2 separate regions of the Homo sapiens genome follow, and region 2 is linked to region 1. The links are chromatin contacts, found by Hi-C in ENCODE. All regions are on one chromosome and are shown on one strand. Each heading gives the region's core, a stretch centred on a gene start or an enhancer-like site at or near the end of the contact. The rest is flanking DNA. Distances are from core to core; before and after follow the strand shown.

Evidence for each region. Hi-C counts contacts between places; a loop is a spot of excess contacts on that map. Pooled maps may share reads with other maps.
Region 2: a pooled map shows a loop between it and region 1 (3-fold over the local background). The contact joins two enhancer-like sites. A Hi-C loop is called at or near these places in 3 of 37 single-sample maps with no recorded cell type and 1 of 50 pooled maps.

What each region holds. Positions count from the first base shown.
Region 1 is chr2:60,351,435-60,354,962 of GRCh38, forward strand. No RefSeq gene overlaps it. Among named protein-coding and RNA genes, the nearest start is that of MIR4432, 34 kb to the right of the region's middle. RefSeq lists enhancers at 168-247, 1,018-1,517, 1,998-2,077, 2,218-2,267. Within about 2 kb of position 1,702, at least 5 of the 41 ENCODE cell types and tissues checked have a DNase peak (open chromatin) inside an H3K27ac peak, as active enhancers do.
Region 2 is chr2:60,991,285-60,994,812 of GRCh38, forward strand. The region is part of intron 4 of PUS10 (pseudouridine synthase 10); the gene reads right to left. Among named protein-coding and RNA genes, the nearest start is that of PEX13, 25 kb to the right of the region's middle. RefSeq lists an enhancer at 1,662-2,011. Within about 2 kb of position 1,752, at least 5 of the 41 ENCODE cell types and tissues checked have a DNase peak (open chromatin) inside an H3K27ac peak, as active enhancers do.

The sequences.
Region 1 (3,528 bases), core at 452-2,951:
ATCCCAGCTAAAATGGCACAGCCTTGCCACAGTCACACAACATTGCATGAGCATCTTGGGGCAACAATTCTTTCCCCTGGGGCCACAGGCCCGGGCCCCAGAGGCAGCTGCCTGCCCGAAGCAAGACTTAGCCTTTCCTGGTAAGTCAAGAGAAGCCTAAGTGAGGTCTCCTTGATGATCCAGATATGGATCCCATGACACCTAAGGACACATCTAGGGAGGCTAGACTACCCACCGATGTAGGCTTCAAGGCCAGCACTGCTCTCACTCACATCCTTGAAGCAGGTGGCACCAGAATGGGGAATTGTGTGGTTCCCAAGAGCCTCTGTGGGGGAATTCCTCTCCATTCCTCTCTGCCCGACTGCCCTCCTCACCTGCTTCCACCTGCTGTTAGAAACAGGAGAGATGTGACCTGGAAGGCACCTCCAAGACCATCTGGTCCACCCTCTTTGTCTACAGATTCAGAAACTGAGTCCAGAGAGAGGAAGTCACTCACTTGGGGCATGCAGCTGCCTGAGTGAGGAAACAGTCTTCAATGGCAAGCCACTCAACACGTCTCAGAGAAGCCAGCCAGGGCTCCCTTCCCCCTTCTGGAGGCCGCGTCCGCACGTCCACAGTGCAGCAGGTGCCCAGCCAAGACTCTCGACTCAGGGAACAGGGTGGGAAAGCTTCTCAGGGGGAGCAGCCAGGAACACCGGGTGGTTGACTCAGTTCTCTGCACCAGTGGCGAAGGCTGGCTGCCAGCCTGCCTCTGGGGGCTTAATGTGGGTATAAACTTCTTGCAACTGTTGTAAGCAGGACAGGCAGGGAAGAGATGAAGGTGGCAGCGTTGTCTTCAGCTGACCAGTGTTCAGGCTGGAACTGGGAGTCGGGCCTGAATTCAGACCACAAAAAAAAGCTATTGTTAGGAGCCCCGTTCCCTATTAGGGATAGAGATCAGAGCTTGTGGAATTTACTTCTATTGAGTGATCCCCACTTCTCTCTGCCTGTCTAAATCCTCTCTTCTTTGAAAAGCAGCTCAGAGCTGCCTCTTTCTTGAAGCCTTCCTTGCCTACGAACACCCCCATGCAGTCTCCATCCTCTGAACAGCTTGCAGCATTTCCTTCAGGAGGCATCAAGGAACTGGGCACCCGTCATGAGTTCTGGGCTGCCGCTTAGATTACGCATGTGCCTGAGGTCATGGGACCAAAGGCTGGGCGTCTTCAAGAGGAGCAGGATGTTCTACCCCTTTAGTGCCCTCCGCAGCCCACGGCCCAGCAGAATACATAAAAGGTGTGCAATAACAACTTACTTGCCTGTTGACTGATTCCAGTTCCTCCCCCCAAAGGACAGCGAAGCCAACCACACACTCTTGAAATGCTTGTTTCTCCTGTCAGACATCCCTCATGTCCCCATGCCAGCACCCCCAGGCAGTTCCACGGGGAGAGGAGTGTAAGGTGGCAGAGTTGCCGACTGGGCTTCTGGAACTGGCATCAGGCTTGAGGGTCGTTTCGGTGGACTCCACACTGCCTCACGGACCAGGTGCAGCACAGCTGGCTAGGACCCGTAAGTCCTGCCTTGCATCCTCCCTCCCATCATTACAGCAACACACACACACACACACACACACACACAATGTCCTCATGTTTTTCCCTCTTTGGCTGCCCCTGAAGCCTATTTCCACTCAACTCCTCCTCTATGGATATGTTCGGACATGTGTAATTTATCCCAGGGCCCTTTCGGACTGGAGTTAATCTCACATCCTAGTCTACACGCATCACCTGCCACCCAACTCGTCCCCCAGGGACTCCCTCCAGCTCTGGGAAAGGCCAGGTGACAGCAGCTCTCACACCGGCTCTGGTGTGGAGAGGGGTCAGAGTAAGTAAAACCAGAAACAGAGAAATAGCAGCAGTAAAAGCAAATGCCACTGTGTTGCTGGACCTCACGGAAGCCCCTGCCCACATTTAGAAAGATCCTATAATTTCCAGACCGTCCTGGTCAATAATAATCCGAGAGAAACCTTAATGTTTGATTTCTTCCTCGTTGTGATTTGTGGCTTGTGGAGCTCAAGATCTTTGAGGCCAAAATGGTGTTTTTGTTCATTAGGCAAAGTTGCAGGCCCAGGCAGCAGCGGCTTTCTCCAGTCTGCCCCCGCCTGGCCCCAGCTGAGGCTCAGGAAACCTCCTTGGCAACGGCTAAGGGTCTCACAGTGACATTAACCCAGCCACATTCCACACATGTAATATTCCCGAGTAGTACTTAAGCTTGTAAATCCATTTTTTATGATGCAGAATTGTACAGCATGTGCAACGCGATGCGGATGTGTTAACATCACCGTGAGAAACTTAACTTTTGAATATCCTTGTTTTGGGAGGTACACATTTTACAACTTCAGCAACATGTTACCAAACATTTCTTACACAGTTACTTCCATACAAGGTTCAAGGTGGTTGGTTATATTTAAATATAGAATTTCCCCCTACCTGATCACACTGAACAAATTAAAAATGGCTCAATTATTTGCATCAAGTTCTGGGTTTCTTACTGACGCCCTTGCTTCCCTATTGTAGCTTTGAAATTAGACTTTTAATTGTGCTTGTGAAACAAAAACACAGGAGGCCATTTTCATTGCAGAACAGAAAGTTACAGGCAAAGTTAAATGCACCTGCATTTCTTTCTTTGTTGGCTGGGGGTAGGGTAAGGAGGGAGGAGGAAGAGAAAGATTTCTATTTCAATGTCTCACTTCAGGTCAGAGATTAGAACTTCCAAGCTCTGTGTGAACAGGGCACCTGCTCACCTTCTCTGGGCTGTGATTTCCTGCTCCAGCACCAGCGTGCTTCAGCATTGACAGAGGAGAAAAACTTATCCAAGTGATTTGGGCAAATATATCTGATTATCACAAGCCCTATTCTCTTTCTGTTGGCACTGATCGGGAAATGTAATTCACCACCCTCCAGTGCCATAGTCCATGGAGTGGAAAATTCTAAATTCAAACCTGTTCCAGGTCAAAGATTCTTATGTCAAGGCAGAAGAATAGAGCACAGTTTAGCAACTGATTAGCTTCATTTATAAAGCTAATTGATTAGCTTTATTTGTTAATTGATTAGCTTTTATTTGGGTTAAACAATTTAGTCATGTGACAGGTGGATGTCCATTTCTACTCTTATTCTACTCTTCTCTTGATGGTCGGCTGGCTGACCAGTTCCCAAAACACACTCTTTGCTTCAGTCAGGATGGCAATCCCACAGACTCACTGTCTCATTCTTCAACTACACCACCTCCCGCCTAAGCCTCGTTCTTCTTGGCCCTTCCCCAGGATTGCTCTCCAACCCCTTCCCTCCATCTTTCCATCCTTCCAAGCCTCATTCAGCCCCAGTTCCTCTCTGAAGCTCCCCCTGATACCTTCCACCCCTCACAGACCTCCCTGCTCTCTACACACCTGTAGTGCTCCCAGCATATGCCACCAGCTTTGCCTTGTGGAATGACTGTTTTCATCACCTGGCGACTTGTACCAGCTTGTCTCTCCACTCTTGTAAACCTGTGGGAGGG
Region 2 (3,528 bases), core at 502-3,001, 640 kb after region 1:
TGTAGGTAAATCTGTGAATATTGACTGATTGTATAGAATATTACTTGTATAAAATAATGTCACATGAGATTTAAACATGTGTCAAATTAAAACACACACAATGAAATGTAAATTAAGAGATACAAGGAATCCAAGTATTCCAAGGTCTTTGCATTCTCTGGGAAAGATAAAAGTATTTATTTTTATTTGAGAGAGAGAGTCTCACTCTGTCATCCAGGATGGAGTGCAATGGCTCAATCTTGGCTCACTGCAGCCTCAACTTCCTGGGCTCAAACAATCCTCCTATCTCAGCCTCTTGAATAGCTGGGACTACAGGCATGCACCACCATGTCCAGCTAATTTTTTATTTTTTGTAGAAATGGGAGTACCAATTTAATTAGTACTTTTAAGAGTAAAGGAAAAACTGTAAATGCATAACTTCTAAGATAATGATATGTGTGAGGGGGTAGAATTCAAACAGAAAAATAATCCAAAAGAATTCTCATTATCCCTAATTCTGTTTAACAATGTACTAGCGATCTTAGCCAATGCAACAAAGCAAGAAAAAGAAATAAATATTACGAAAATTGGAGGGGAAAAGTCATTGTGCACAGACCATATGACCTCCAATTTAACGTGGTAGGGGACACCTCCCTGGGGCCAGACCAATAAAGCAGTAACTGAAATATCAGTTGCTGCATGCCACCTAAGAAACAAGTTGCAGATTGAATGTTACTCAACAGAAGCACTTTTTTTTTTTTTTTTTGAGACAGGGTTTCGCTCTGTCACCCAGGCTGGAGTATAGTGGTGCGATCTCAGCTAACTGCAACCTCCACTTCCTGGGTTCAAGCGATTCTCCTGCCTCAGCTTCCAAGTAGCTGGGACTACAGGTGCCTGCCACCACACCCAGCTAATTTTTACATTACATTTTTAGTAGAGACGGGTTTTCGCCATGTTGACCAAGCTGGTCGTGAACTTCTAGCCTCAAGTGATTCCCCTGTCTTAGCCTCCCAAAGTGCTGGGATTATAGGCATAAGCCACTATACGCAGCCAGAAGTACCTTAATACATGTCTACATTTAAAAAAAAATGTTTTGGAATACAAATTTAGCATTCATGACTAGCTACTGATTTACTCAATAGGGCATGAGTGCACATGCCCACTCCACAACAGGTCATGAATTTCTGTGATGCTTTCAGAATATGAAAGTCTCACTAAAATCACCAACTCACGATTTCTAATATGAATTTCTAGTGATAATACTAAAGGAATATCAGATAATCAATACACATCATAACACCCCAGCCTCACAGAAAATTTAAATCCTGGATGTGAACTAAATTCTAAATAGAAATCACTTCATATTATGCTTCTTAATATAAGACTAAAAGGGCTATTTATGTTAATACCTTTGCATCTATTTTATTATTTCATTTCCTTTTATATGGCTCATGACCACATTTAAATAAAATCCATTTTATTTTTTCCCCACACAAGTTAGTTCCCCTCACATTATCTTTACTCAGCTACTGGCAATAACATTTTAACAACCAGTTTAGAGAGAAACTTAGATTCCACCAGAAAAAAGAATCAAAGGTTTTGATCATACTCGATACCGCAACATTTACTTACACAAGTAGCTTTCAAATTATAATTTAATGAATACGATATATGGCTCTTTAATTTGCCATGGATTTAATTTTTAAAGATAAAAAACTAGCCCTCTGCAAGTACGTGCTGAGCACTCTTGCCCTGGCTCTGGAGACTGCCATATATCCAGCTGATCTCTGACGCACTAATTGTGAAACCAAAAGCTACACACAATAAAAAGGAAGTAGCCCTGTGAAATGTCAATCCAGTGCTCAACTAGGGTTTTTTACATCAGAGTTTTATAAATTATGAAAGTGTCCAGGCCAGGCGCAGTGGCTCACACCTGTAATCCGAGGACTTTGGAAGGCTGAGGCAGGCAGACCACAAGGTCAGGAGATTGACACCATCCTGGCCAACATGGTGAAACCCCATCTCTACTAAGAATACAAAAAAATTAGCCAGGTGTGGCGGCACATGGCTGCAGTCCCCGCTACTTGACAGGCTGAGGCAGAAGAATCACTTGAACCCGTGAGGTGGACGTTGCAGTGAGCTGAGATCATGCCACTGCACTCCAGCCTGGGAGACAGGGTGAGACTCTGTCTCAAAAAAAAAAAGAAAAAAAGAAAGGTCCAAATTGACTGGAAAATATGTATTACATTAAGAAAAACTGGATAACTTTGCATAATAAACATAATGGCAAGGAGAAAGATACTCAGTTTTTTAAGACAAAATTCCCAGCTAAACATTTCCACCTGGGGCCTTGAATGGTATCTAGTCTAGAAAACAGATTCCACTAGTATTGATCCTGTATTAATATCAGTGAGGAAAAATATATTCAGTTTTATTTAAAAGGGAAGATTTGTAAAAATAACTTTCAATATTTGGAGCAGTAAAACCTAATTTTAAAAAGGAGGAGCAGCTGTAGCACTGCAATTGATTGACACTTTTTTTTTTGAGATGGAGTCTTGCTCTGTTGCCCAGTCTGGAGTGCAGTGGCGCGATCTCGGCTCACTGCAAGTTCCGCCTCCCATGTTCACGCCATTCTCCTTTCTCAGCCTCCCGAGTAGCTGGGACTACAGGCGCCTGCCACCAAGCCTGGCAAATTTTTTGTATTTTTAGTAGAGATGGGGTTTCACCCTGTTAGCCAGGATGGTCTCGATCTCCTGACCTCGTGATCTGCCTGCCTCGGCCTCCCACAGTGCTGGGATTACAGGCGTGAGCCACCGCGCCCGGCCAGATCGACACTTCGTAACTGACAAACCTGGCCAAAGACTATTTTGCTGGTCCTTCCTTCTGCTTGGAGGGAAGAAAGTAGTAGTACTATTCCTTAAGAAAGAGGTTTCTGACAATGAGTTTGGATGTGTCTGACTTCAAGGTAGCACTTGCCACCTAGCCCCCTCTTCTTGGACATTTGGACATATCCATGACAAAGGATGTGGCTAAAAACTTCATTGGGACTTCCACCTCCAATTAAGGGACTTCACCATCATAATTCATCATCACACATACATGCATCAATCTTCCTCAGAGCAAAAAAAAAAAAGGAAGTCAAAAATAGCTCCTCACAAAAATGACTTGAAATTCCTGAATTTTAAGATAGGTGCTGTAATAAAATATTTGACTCAAAACATCTTTGCACCTATTCCAGTCATCTGATAACAAAACCTGAACATAAATGTGATGGGAAAGTGCTAAAATTGTAATTTAAATTTTATTTCCAGAGTTATCATTTTAGAGAATCACAAAATAAACTGGTGGTTTACCATTACTCTTTTTAAATGATCACACTTGTTAAATAATTATGAGAGTTCTGGTTTCATATTTTTACCAAGAATCCTTTCCCTAACCTTGAAGATACTGGACCATTTGGAGAAAGAAAATACTAAAGTCAAAACCTAGGCTAAGTCCCACTTATAACACAGAAAGACAATAACCCTTTTGAAATCTGACCAAGGCCGG